2 separate regions of the Homo sapiens genome follow, and region 1 is linked to region 2. The links are chromatin loops, found by intact Hi-C in ENCODE. Cell type or tissue: gastrocnemius medialis. All regions are shown on one strand. Links, peaks and the distances in the headings refer to the core of each region. The heading gives the core; the rest is flanking DNA. Region 1 has its middle 240 kb from the start of KBTBD8. Region 2 overlaps LOC105377144 (a long non-coding RNA gene).

The links. Peaks named below come from ENCODE experiments on the same cell type or tissue, not always from the same donor. Only the 100,000 strongest peaks of a DNase experiment are listed, where the experiment ranks them.
Region 1: it touches region 2 in a loop (3-fold over the local background); 3 of 110 quality-filtered maps call a loop at or near these places.

Annotation. Positions count from the first base shown.
Region 1 is chr3:66,758,102-66,764,692 of GRCh38, forward strand. No RefSeq gene overlaps it. Among named protein-coding and RNA genes, the nearest start is that of KBTBD8, 240 kb to the right of the region's middle. In gastrocnemius medialis, for the core only: no CTCF peak of the experiment used is centred there; DNase peaks (open chromatin) are centred at 3,190 and 5,370; H3K27ac peaks cover 3,358 bases.
Region 2 is chr3:66,813,043-66,819,633 of GRCh38, forward strand. All of the region lies in intron 2 of LOC105377144 (a long non-coding RNA gene), which reads right to left. Among named protein-coding and RNA genes, the nearest start is that of KBTBD8, 180 kb to the right of the region's middle. In gastrocnemius medialis, for the core only: CTCF peaks have their summits at 3,293 (motif pointing left) and 3,492; no DNase peak of the experiment used is centred there.

The DNA.
Region 1 (6,591 bases), core at 1,547-5,546, 55 kb before region 2:
TAACAACTCTTCCTAGAATTTTGAGCCTGTCCCACAGATTTCAGCATTGCCAGTTCCCACTGTTACATGAGCTAATTCCTTAAATTTCTCTCTCACTCTCTTTACACACACACACACACACACACACACACACCCCATACAACCACATCCTACTGGTTCTGTTTCTCTGGAGATCTCTAATAGAACAACCAATTACAAGTGCTAAAAAAAATGCTAAGTTCTTCACTGAATTTGCCCTTCACTCCAAGTTAGACAGGATCACCAATATTATTCCCCTTTTTTGGGTGAGAAACTTGAGGCCTACAAAAGCCAAGTGCCTTACCCATAGCCAAAAAAAATTGTTCATAGCACAATTGAGGTACGAACCCTTAGGGCAGCTGATTCTAGTTCCTGTAGAACTGGTAACGTGGTACCACAATCACCTTCCAGCTCATTAATATCTAGCTCCAGGTAACTCTGGGGGCATCAATGGCCAAGTGTTATGAGGTGGGCTTCCTAAGGAAGGCTCCTGTACATCTTCTGAGAGCATCCCACTCATACGCAGGTGTAACCTATATATCCTCTCTCCTTTCTCTTGAAACCTGGCCTCTGGATGTTCTTCATCTACTCTCTATCGTTATTCTGGACTCTCTAAGAAGTGGATGGGTGGCTGGACTCTCTAAGAAGTGGATCACGCCTGTAATCCCAGCACTTTGGGAGGCCGAGGCGGGCATCATGAGGTCAGGAGATCGAGATCATCCTGGCTAACATGGTAAAACCCCATCTCTACTAAAAAAATACAAAAAAAATTAGCTGGGCGTGGTGGTGGGTGCCTGTAGTCCCAGCTACTCGGGAGGCTGAGGCAGAAGAATGGCGTGAACCTGGGAGGTGGAGCTTGCAGTGAGCCGAGATTGCGCCACTGCACTCCAGCCTGGGCGACAGAGCAAGACTCCGTCTCAAAAAAAAAAAAAAAAAAAAAAAAGAAGTGGATTGGTGATGTGTTTAGGCCTCCAGCAAAACTGGCTACTTAAGAGGGAAAATGAGAATACAGGCAAATTTTGTGTTTATACATGCACATACACACATACACATAATTTTTCTCTCACTTTGTCTGTAAGGTAAAGGAGTAGGGAAACCATAGTCTTGTAGCGTGAAAGGTTCTTAATGCCTACCTACTACTGTGCCATCTTGCTTAGGAACACATTATTTTCCTCTAGGTTACTATAGAACAGTCTATGTTGTGCAAAGAAATCACAAACAGGCATGTGTCACAACTCAGTCATAACACATCCCTCTGGTTTTCTGGAGCTGTTAGATCTAGCTCCATTTCCTTCCTCTGTCCTTACCTTACTTCAAGGTCAAACAGTCTGGGTTAGAGCGCTTGGTGACAGAGTAAGAAAGAACCGTGTTTGAGGTGGACTTGGGTTTTAGTCTCAAATTCAGCATCTACTCCAAGGCATTTGTCCTCCATTATATTTCAGATCTGAAGGTCATTTCACAGTTTCTGAACATCGTCACACAAATTCGTGTTTGAAATTCACAAGATAGTAAAGTTAAGGTAAAGATTATTTTCTCCAATATGTATTATTGTCTTCAATACGTATTACTCTAAGATTATTTCTCCAATATGCTAAGATTCAAAGAGATAAAGTGGTCTTGACAAACAGCACAGCTAGGGGAGTGGCAGTCGATGTCCGAGGATTCTAAATCCAAGGCTTTCCCTTCGACACCACATTGTGTCTTTCAATCAACAAATGCTTTTTCTAAAAAACATCTAACATGTGCTTGATACAGCGATGAACAAAGCCGACAGTTCCTGCTCTCCTGGAGCTTACATTCTACCGGGGTCACTTTCTGAATGAGTTACATCAGTGGTTCTTTTTTTTTTTTTTTTTTTTTTTTTTTTTTTGACAGGGTCTGGCTCTATCGCCCAGGCTGTAGTGCAGTGGCATAATCTTGGTTCACTGCAACCTCTGCTTACTGGGCTCAAGCCATCCTCTTACTTCAGCCTCCTGAGTAGCTGGGACTACAGGCACACACCACCATGCCCAACTAATGTTTTGGTATGTTTTGTAGAGATGGGGTCTCACTATGTTGCCCAGGCTGGTCTCAAACTCGTGAGCTCAAGCGATCTGCCTGCCTTGGCCTTCCAAAGTGCTGGGATTTCAGGAATAAGCCACCACACTCAGCCAGTGGTTCTTAACTAGGGGTGATTCTGCACCCTAGAAGACACATGGAATGTCTGGAGGCATTTTTGGTTGTCACAGTGGGAGGGGAGGTGCTACTGGCATCCAATGGGTGGAGGGCAAGAATGCCACTGAAAATCTTACAATCCACAGGACAGTCCCATTCAACAAAGAATTATCCAACCCCAAATGTCAACAGTGCTGAGGCTGAGGAATTCTGAAGTGAATCAACGATTCTCTTCAATCTACGTATAAAGAATAGAATCTAAAATTCAGTTTAAAGTAAGAAACACCAAATATACATGATGTTGGTTCTGTCATGTAGAAACTGTATGGTGAATTGAAATAGGAAGTTGAAGAGATTTCTCCAAAGGAAAAGTTTTAAAAACACTAATTCAGGCAATGTGAAAGAAGATTTGTCCAGCTACAAGCGAGACTGATAAATTGCTGTAATAACAACAATACGCTACTTGTAAATACTGTTTTCACGTTATTGTGGCCTCTGAATTTCCCAGTAGTCCAGTCAAGGAAAATGAGAACCACATACTCAGATAACTAAAGACCTGCTCTTTGCATGAAATTAAAACATCACCATTGCATATTCCGGGAACCGACTTTTTTTTTTCTCACTTTGTGGCCCAGGCTGGAGTGCAGTAGTATGATCTCGGCTCACTGCAACCTCCACCTCCTGGATTCAAGAGATTCTCCCACCTCAACCTCCAGAGCAGCTGGGATTACAGGTGTGAACCACTGCACCTGACTAATTTTTTTGTATTTTTAGTAGAGGTAGGGTTTCCCCATTGGGGCCTGATTTTTTAACTTAAATGTCTAACTTCTGCAAAAGCAAGGAATCCTTGCAGGTAAAAAAAAAAAAAAAAATAATACAAGTCTTAGTAAGACAGTGGGATAGCTAATTCTAGAGTTTTCTTTTCCAAGCCGAGAGAGTAAAGTGGAAGTGAGGTTACTGTCCTGAGCCTTGCAACTATGACCCTCAGGGCTATCTGGTTACCCGAGGTGGCACTGTTTACCAGGGCTTGGAGCAACAGCTTTCTCAGGCCTTGACAGATAGAAAATGGCTTGTCCAATTGAGTCTTCCCTTCTTTTTGGTAGTAACGAGCCAGGCTTTTCCTTAAACACAAATTTTTGGACGCTAATCAACTCTCATGGAAAGAATGAACAGGAAATTGAATAATAATAAGCTAACCAGTAGCTAGGAATAAGTTTTAACATTATATTTGCACCCATAAACATGTGTGACCTTAGACAAGTTATTTTGGCCCTCAATTTCCTCATATGTAAAATGAGAAGGGTGGATTAGATGTCTTATGAAATCCTATGAATCACAAGTTGAGAAAATAAATGATGCTCGTTGCGATTAAGAAGTGTTCACGATGATTCCATTCTCCTCTTCTTGCTCCGTCTCTCTCTTCTGCTTGATTTTCAATACAAAGTTTTGCTTTGTTTTGAGACAGGGTCTCACTCTGTTGCCCAGGCTGGAATGCAGCATTGCGATCTCGGCTCACTGCAACCTCCACCTCCCAGGTTCAAGCAATTCTCCTGCCTCAGCCTCCTGAGTGGCTGGGATTACAGGTGCATGCCATCATGCCCAGATGATTTTTGTATATTTAGTAGAGACAGGGGTTCACCATGTTGTCCAGGCTGGTCGTGAACTCCCGACCTCAGGTGATCTGCCCACCTCGGCCTCCCAAAGTGCTGGGATTACAAGCATGAGCCACTGCGCCCGGCCAATATAAAGTTTTAAATAAAATAAACAGAATGCCATTTTTTTTCTGAAAAAAAGTGAACTGATAACACTAGGCTGCATGAGCTCTTATCTTGGAGTCAAGTGCTAAAAATCTAAATCAGCAATAAAAATACATAAATAAAAAGCTGGGAGTTTACAGAGCAAGGGCAGAGGTTGTGCCCCTGTCTGATTTTACTCTGCTTGTGGTCAAGGTTGCCTTTTGTTACAAGTGAGCCCAATTACAATCTCTGGAGGGCCCTGCGCAACCCACTTATTGTGATTAAAAGGTCACTTGAAGCCCTGTCTGAGTTGTTTATCTTACCAAAGGTGGTAGAGGTTGCAGTTAAATGTACAGGTATTCTCAGGATCTGGAATCTTTATTTTCTTTGGGTGTTTGTGTTTTGGGGGCTGGTGGCTAGGTTGATCCTGTCAGTTTAGGAGGGTGTGTGTGTTTGGCACAGGCCTCAAATCAAAACCAGCAACTTTGGTTTACAGACTTTCAATCTGCAAAGTTTTTCTGAAGACACTCAGCTTTCCAATTTATCCTAAGTTCTAGGGGGATTCCAATAAATGACTAGCAAATCCAAGAGCGATGCTGTCACTCTCTCCGGTGAAGACGATGACAGGGCCCTCCTTGGTTGTCTGGCAACCTGATGACTTCCCTTGGCCCTGAAACTCTCCCACCAACTTGAATGAAAGAGGTAACTTTCGGGAAATCCTTGGACCCTGGGTCTGTTGCACCCCAGCTGGCTTCCAGAGCCTTGGTTTTCATACCTCACTGTGGTCTGGGAAATTCCTCAGAAAAATTTGTTAAGACAATGTTTTTATCAGTGGATCGTATCAGAAAGTAGGCAATTTTCATTTCAGGGATGAACAAGACAAATGGAGCGTTCCTTACCCACGGCAGGAATAAAATATGCAACTTATTATCCAGTAATAAGGCTCAGATTAGAAAAATTGGTTATTATTTTATGGCCCTTAATGAACCAGGTCAAGCAAACTCGATGCTCCCAAGTAACCCTGAAACCAGGTGGTTCTAGCTCTTTAGGCTCCCTTCCCAAAAATCTGTACAGCAGCTTCCTGGAGCTGGCTGGAAGGAGTTGAGACTGTTGGAATTTGGCCTGGGTCTGTAAGTCTTTAGCTAACAGGGGCCTAATTCAACACTTCTTCAAAAAATCAAAAAGACAACGAGTGTACTTTTAAATCACCCTGAGGTTTGCAATCTTTTTGATGTCTTACTCTCTCTGCAGAAGAAGACCTCCATTTTTCTTATCATCTGCAGCACCTCTCTAGGTGAGCTATAGAATGTGTCGTGCCTTAAAAAAAAGTCTCATTGTCTGAGCCTCTCATACTTGTCTTTCAGCATGCTGATTTGCTCTGGCTACACTTCTGGAAACTGGCAGCCTTAGGGAGGATTTTGTGACCAGTATTATGATTTTGTTGTGAGCTTGCCAGTCCTCTTCTGATTCCGGTTGAGTCAGTCTTGTTGAGTCTTGATGCTTATTCTCTCTTTGTTTACTCCACAGGAGATTTCATCACAGTGCCTCCGGCAATGGACTGCATACAATTTTCTGTATAGATGATGGGACTCGATCTTAAAATGTATTCCAAGTATTGGGCAATCCCTTTTCAACCTCCTTCCCAAATAGTACTTTTTAAAAATTATTATACTTTAAGTTCTGGGATACATGGGCAGAACGTGCAGGTTTGTTACATAGGTATACATGTGCTATGGTGGTTTGTTGCACCCTTCAATCAGTCATCTAGATTAGGTATTTCTCCTAATGCTATCCCTCCCCTAGCCTCCCACCCCCTGACAGGCCCCACTGTGTGATGTTCCCCTCCCTGTGTCCACGTGTTCTCATTGTTCAACTCCCACTTATGAGTGAGAACATGCAGTGTTTGGTTTTCTGTTCCTGTGTTACTTTGCTGAGAATCATGGTTTCCAGCTTCATCTATGTCCCTACAAAGGATATGAACTCATCCTTTTTTATGGCTGCATAGAATTCCATGGTGTGTATGTGCCACATTTTCTTTATCCAGTCTATCATTGATGGGCATTTGGGTTGGTTCCAAGTCTTTGCTATTGTGAATAGTGCTGCAATAAACATACATGTGCATGTGTCTTTATAGTAGAATGATTTATAATCCTCTGGGTATAAACCCAGTAATGGGATTGCTGGGTCAAATGGTATTTCTGGTTCTAGATCCTTCAGAAATTGCCACACTGTCTTCAACAATGGTTCAACTAATTTACACTCCCACCAACAGTGTAAAAGCGTTCCTATTTCTCTACATCCTTTCCAGCATCTGTTGTTTCCTGACTTTTTAATGATCATCATTCTAACTGGCATGAGATGGTATCTCATTGTGGTTTTGATTTGCATTTTTCTAATCACCAGTGACGATTAGCTTTTTTTTTCATGTTTGTTGGCTGCATAAAGGTATTCTTTTCAGAAGTGTCAGTTCATATCCTTTGCCCATTTTTTGATGGGGTTGTTTTTTTTCTTGTAAATTTGTTTAATTTTCTTGTCGATTCTGGATATTAGCCCTTTGTCAGATGGATAAATTGCAAAACTTTTCTCTCATTCGGTAGGTTGCCTGTTCACTCTGATGATAGTTTCTTGTGCTGTGCAGAAGCTCTTTAGTTTAATTAGATCCCATTTGTCAATTTTGGCTTTT
Region 2 (6,591 bases), core at 1,373-5,372:
CAGATAGGACACCTTGTCTATCACAACAATCTCACAATAACCTCACTGACTACATTATAACCAATTATGAATTATCTGATGCATTATTTAATGCCTCTCTTCCTGCCACTTGCTCACTGGTATATAGGCTATTACCAGCACAGTGTCTTCCATGTAGTAGGTGCCCAATACATACTTGTTGAATGGAAGTATAACATGACAAAATTTTAGTTTTGGAGAAGATCTTAGAAGCCATCTACTTGAATCTTCTGCCTCATGCAACATTCTCAACGATTTAAGTGAATCGATAAGGTGCAGGGCTTGTCCTGGGCTTCAGCAATCTAAAGCAGCCTTATTTTTCTGTATTTGCTACACCCTCACAAGCACTGTTCTGAAAAATGCTACTCACAATTCCCAAAAGTATTCAAGGTTATGGTAACTGTGTATATCTCTCCTATGGTGAGTGATTCCCCCCACCCCATCTTCCACTTCATCATTTCCCAAATTTCTTATAATTATCAGGTGTCACTTTTATGAATAAAAGTTTCATAAAGTTACTTTGAATTCATATAGGGTCTTTTCAGTGATTTCTATATTGTCTTCCCGTGATGCTTATTAAAAATTAATGATTGGCCAGGTGCGGTGGCTCATGCCTGTCATCCCAGAACTTTGGGAGGCTAAGGCGGGTGGATCACTTGAAGTCAAAAGTTCGAGACCAGCCTGGCCAACATGATGAAACCTCATCTCTACTAAAAATATAAAAATTAGCTGGGCATGGTGGTGCATGCTTGTAATCCCAGCTACTTGTGAGACTGAGGCAGGAGAACCTGGGAGGTTGAACCTGGGAGGTGGAGGTTGCAGTAAGCCAAGATCACGCCATTCCACTCCAGCCTGGGGGACAAGAGAGAAACTTCATCTCAAAAAAAAAAAAAAAATTGGCCCGGCGTGGTGGCTCACGCCTGTAATCCCAGCACTTTGGGAGGCCGAGGCAGGCGGATCATGAGGTCAGGAGATCGAGACCATCCTGGCTAACACAGTGAAACCCCGTCTCTACTAAAAATACAAAAAATTAGCCAGGCGAGGTGGTGGGCACCTGTAGTCCCAGCTACTCAGGAGGCTGAGGCAGAAGAATGGTGTGAACCCGGGTGGCGGAGTTTGCAGTGAGCCGAGATCATGCCACTGAACTCCAGCCTGGGCGACAGAGCGAGACTCTGTCTCAAAAAAAAAAGAAAAAAAAATTAATGATTTAATGTTTGATTATGAAATACATCAAATATAAAAAACCAGTATTTTAAAGAGATATTGGAGAAAAACAATCCCACCAAAGTATTTTCTCTACTCTCACATAGCCAACACACAAGACTTCATCTCTGGTCACCAAAATGTGTTCTCCCCACCAGAACCAATTAGTTCTCCAGTGGACTCTGTGGGAAATCTCTTGTAGACACCAGTGGGATGTTCTCCAATTCAATTCAATTCTGACACTATCTACCTGGAGACAGCATCAGATCCCATTGGTTGAGGGCTCAGTCCACAAGACTGCCCCCAACTTCCGTGCCAATGGCAAACCCCAAGTTGTTTTTACCTGTGATAACCTCTGACCAATTGGCTATCAGTCAGTGTTCCCATTACCCTATCTATGGATTCCATTAATTTGCTAGAGCAGCTTACAGAACTCAGGAAAACACTTAGATGTATTGGTTTATTATAACAGATTTCACAAAGGATATAGATGAAGAGACGCATAGGTCAAGGCATACCGGAAGGGGCATGGAGTTTTCATCCCCTCCCACGGCGAGCCACTTTTTAGGAATTCCCAGGTATTAGCTATCCAGAAGCTCTCTGAACCCTGTCCTTTTGGGTTTTTAAGGAGACTTCATTACATAGTCAGGATTGATTAAACCACTGGACAATTTAACCTTCAGCCCTTTTCTCTCCCTGGAGATTGGGGGGTGGGGCTGACCCTCTAAGGGTGGCTTGTTCTTCCTGATGACCAGCCCCCATCCTGAAGCTACCCAGCAAGCCCCAGGCTGCCAGTCATCTCATTAGCATACAAAAGACGCTCATCACTCTGGAGAGTCCAAGGATTTTAGGAGCTACAGGACAGAAAACTGGGCGAAGACCAGATATATATTTCACAATATTATATCTATGAAAAAACAACACCGTATCCACAACTCAAGCCTGACGCTTTGTAAAGACCTGGCTTTTTGTTTTACTCTTAATAACAAAAGGAGGCTGGGCGCGGTGGCTCATGCCTGTAATCCCAGCATTTTGGGAGGCCGAGGCGAGTGGACCATGAGGTCAGGAGTTTGAGACCACTCTGGCCAAGACGGTGTAACCCTGTCTCTACTAAAAATACAAAAATTAGCCGGGCACGGTGGCAGGTGCCTGTAATCCCAGCTACATAGGAGGCTGAGGCAGGAGAACTGCTTGGACCCAGGAGGCAGAGGCTGCAGTGAGCCGACATCATGCCACTGAACTCTAGCCTGGGTGACAGAGCAAGACTCCATCTCAAAATAATAATAATAATAATAATAATAGAAGTTATTATATTGAATTCCATTTTTCAGATGGATAATAAGCAAAGAGTTTAGATGACTCTTCCATGGTGATACAGTCAGAAAAGGGAAGAAACTGGGATCGTACTCAACACAATTCAAGCACCCACACAGCGTATCGTCTTATATTCTCCCAGACTCTGTGATGCACAGAGTAGCTCTAATTTTCCCTTTACAATATTGCTGAAAGGTGGTGAAGGCTAAAGTCTTTTGGACAGCATTATATAAATTGACCTTGAATGGAGTGCATTCTTGATGTCTTCTCTTGAGACATCATCAAATACAATGATTCTTTGGGGAAAGACACTATTACGTTTTTCTCACAAATGGAAAATCTGAAACAGAAGCAAAGTGCATGGCTGTCTTTGGATGTTCGTGTTAAGTAGCTGACTTTTAGGCCTGCTAGTCTTTTACTGTTTCATCGGTGTTTAGTTGTATGTACAAGGAAAATGTCAATTCCGGACTTTAAATTTCAGATATTATATTTCCTTAAATGAACTAAAGGGCAAAGGGAATATTCTTCAGTGGCGATCCATTCTCCCCTTTCTGTAATCTATTTTTCATTAGCCACAAGTCAAGGGCCAGTTTCTGAAATGCTTGTCTGGGTATCTTGCAATCTCATTCGAAGTGCTGAGAAGTCAAGACAGCCTCTAGGAGTGTAGGGGGAACGTGTTGATAAGTGCTAAGTGCTGCTACTTTGAACTGCACAATTCCCCTCAATGGGCACATATTAACTCTAGCTAAACACACTAGTGCCACCTACTGGAAAAAAATATATTTTAATTAAAATTAAGTTGCAGGCTTTAAGTCTGCAATACTGAAAAATGCCTCTCTAGGACGGCAATTTCCTCTGCCAAAGAAAAACAGAGTTAAACCAGCTCACTGAAGGAAACTTAGGTGATCTCTAGGTATTTTGTTTTGGAAAGAAAGGCTTTCATTTTTCATCCTGATAGCAAAGAAAATATTAAATAATAATGAAATATTAGACCAACTAACACCATAGTTCAGGAATGGGCTTTTCTAGAGTTGTTGCAGGATTACCCCTGATGGGGCTGAGTTTCCTGGGGTCTGAGCACAGAGGGTCCATTGCATGGTTTGAGGGGGCTTTCTTTTCTCATGTCTGTTATAGAGGAACCCAGAAATCTGGAGAAGAGAAAGGAATTGCCACAGGGAACTTAGTTTACTTTTTTTTTTTTTGAAACAGGATCTTGCTCTGTTGCCCAGGCTGGAGAGCAGTAGGGTGATAGTAGCACATTGCAGCCTCAAGCCATCCTCTCACTTCAGCTTCCCAAGTAGCTGGGGCTACAGGTGTGCACCACCACGCCTAGCTAATTTTTAAATTTTTTTTGTAGAGATGAGGTCTTGCTGCATTGTCCAGGCTGGTCTCAAACCCTGGCCTCAAGCAATCCTCCCACCTCAGCCTCCTGAAGTACTGAGATTACAGGTGTGAGCCACTGTTTGCCTTTTTACAGAAGGAGACAAAAAGGTATCTTTAAAAAATTTTCTTCTTTCTACTATTCAAGAACATAATTTATTTTGGTTATAAAACATGAAATGTCCCTCCTCCTTGTCTCCCAAACTCCCTACTGAAGTATTATTATCAGACTAGTATACGATCTGTACAAATAGCCTTTGATGAGGAAAAAATGGTACAAATAAGGTAAGCAACTAATAGGACAATACATATATATGATGTGCTGTGTGTAAAGTAAAAGAACAAGAAGGAGGAGGAGGAGGAAGGGGAAGGAGAGGGAAGAGGAGGGCAGGAGGAGAAAAAGAAGAAAACATAATAATGTTAGCAAACAGCATACACATTTCCCTGAAAAAAGGCAAAAATAAAACAGAAACAAAAAGTCTATTAATGGAAGTTGCATTGAGGGACAAGGAGGTAAGAAGAAAGGGAGGGCTTTGCTTTCAAGTTTGTATTTCTGTATTTCTAAGTTCCTCTGATTACACAGAACTGTATTATTTGTGTCAATTAAGGAAAAAATGCCAAGGCAAAACTAATCTATGCTGCGAGAAGTTCAGCTCAAGATTGCCCTTGGATGTGGGTCATGCCTAGAAGAAGTCTCCACCAAGGAGACTTGGAGGAGGGTTGATGATGTTTTCTCTTGATCTGGGAGCTTGTACCAGCAACAAAGGTGTGTTTAGTGTGTGAAAATTCATCAAGCTCTATGCTTTTGATTTGTACATATTTCTGCACGTGTTAAGCTGGGAAAAAAGTTCCAAAAGTGATGCCAAGAGAAATTATTGGGCAGTAAGATTATAGACCATTTGTTTTCCCTTTCCCTGTATTAAATTAACACATCTTGTAAAGATAAATAAAAACAGAATAAACTCCATATTTTTTTTCTCCAAATGTGTGTTTCAAATACGTCTGTTTTTACATTGTTGTAGTCAACGGAGTTAGAAAAACTAAATAACATCTGTGCCAAAGGTTTCCTTTGCAAGAGCAGAAGGAGGTCTCCTCCTAGGAAGCCTGGGATCCAGCTTTGGTGGCTTAGCCTGGTCTCAGATGCCCTTGCAGGAAGATACCTCAGGCCCCGGCTGGGCTCAGTGCCCACATGCCCAAGCTTTCGATACCAATGCAAAAGCTTCTGTGCTCTTTAATGGGAGGCTATTCAGCAGCCAGCAGGCCCAGCATCTACATTCTGAATCAGACAAATTCTTCTCTCCCTCTCTGGCAAGGGGACCTCAATTGCTCCCTGTCTGCAGGAATCCACCAGTTCAGATTAACTGTTTACCAGCGAACATTTGATGGGCTGGCAGATACCTTGGTAGATAAGTATTCAAATGACTATGCCTGTCATTACCTTTATTCGGAGGAGCCACAGTATCCCCCTGCAGGTTGTGAACAAGGGCCCTGTATTTCTCATCAGCTTCTGATAAGGTTGCGGGATCACTGAAGACCCAGGTAGGGTTACAAGGCAACCGTCGTGCTTGACAAATAGCACGCTCCCACTAGATTTTTTGCATTCACAAAATTATCAGTTGTGCTAAATGCATAGATGAGAACTTTAATCTCGTTTCACTTAGATGGCAGATAAAGTTTGTGTGAAACCAGTAAGGGCTTTTTCTGTCACCTCAAAGAAAGGGGTATTAGGGGCTAAGGGCTTTGCTTTTGTAATTTTCCATTATGTTATCCTTTTCTTTCAAAAACCAGCTGAATCAAGAACACATGATTACATTATCATGTGTCCTTATTGATGTCAATGAGCATTCCACAGTGGGTTTAAAGATTTACATATCTGAAAACCTGGGGTAGAAAAGGAAAAAAAAAAAAGAAGCTAGAATTTAAAAAGAATAATGATCTATTTCCTGGGATGGTTTCCTAATTTTCTCTTGAAAACCACGTGGAAAATTGACTTTATTTTAATAACAGAAAGGAGTCATAGTAGAGACTATAACAATAGTAATTATAGCAGCTGTCATTTATTGAACACCTACTATGCTCCATGTGTTAAGTTCTACTTTAGTATGTGTTAGTTCAATTTCTACCATGTGTCGTTCTTACTATACAAGAGAGAAATAAGTCCTGAGACATTTCTTTGCAATATCACACAGGTCATATGTAAGTAGCAGAAGAAGAATGCAACCTCAGATCTTTTTTAGTCTGACACCTGCTTTCTTTCTCTGTATGTTATGTTGATGTATTGATATGTCCGTTGCACTTGCAGATAAACAATTTGGGGCTAACAATGGGCTTATCAGCTACACACTTTTGGTAAATATAAGGACTGACTACTTCACAGCCAACTGTAGGAGGTTAACAACCTAGGAGACAGAGTCTAGCTCTAGTTCAAGGAGTCTTGATCAATCTTGGTTGTTAGTTAAGTCATTCTAGATTCTCATGGGCACAAAGAGACTGAAAAATGGATTCTAACAGTCTGATGATGGTCTTTGTGATGATGGCGGTGGGGCTGTTTTATAGAATACAAATCTACTAGCTAAGATGGGAAGAGCTGGCTCAAGCCATATCAGAGAGGTTAGGGAAACCGTATGAGGAGAGAATTCCACCTTTAGAGGGACTGGGGAGATGGTGATTTTGGTG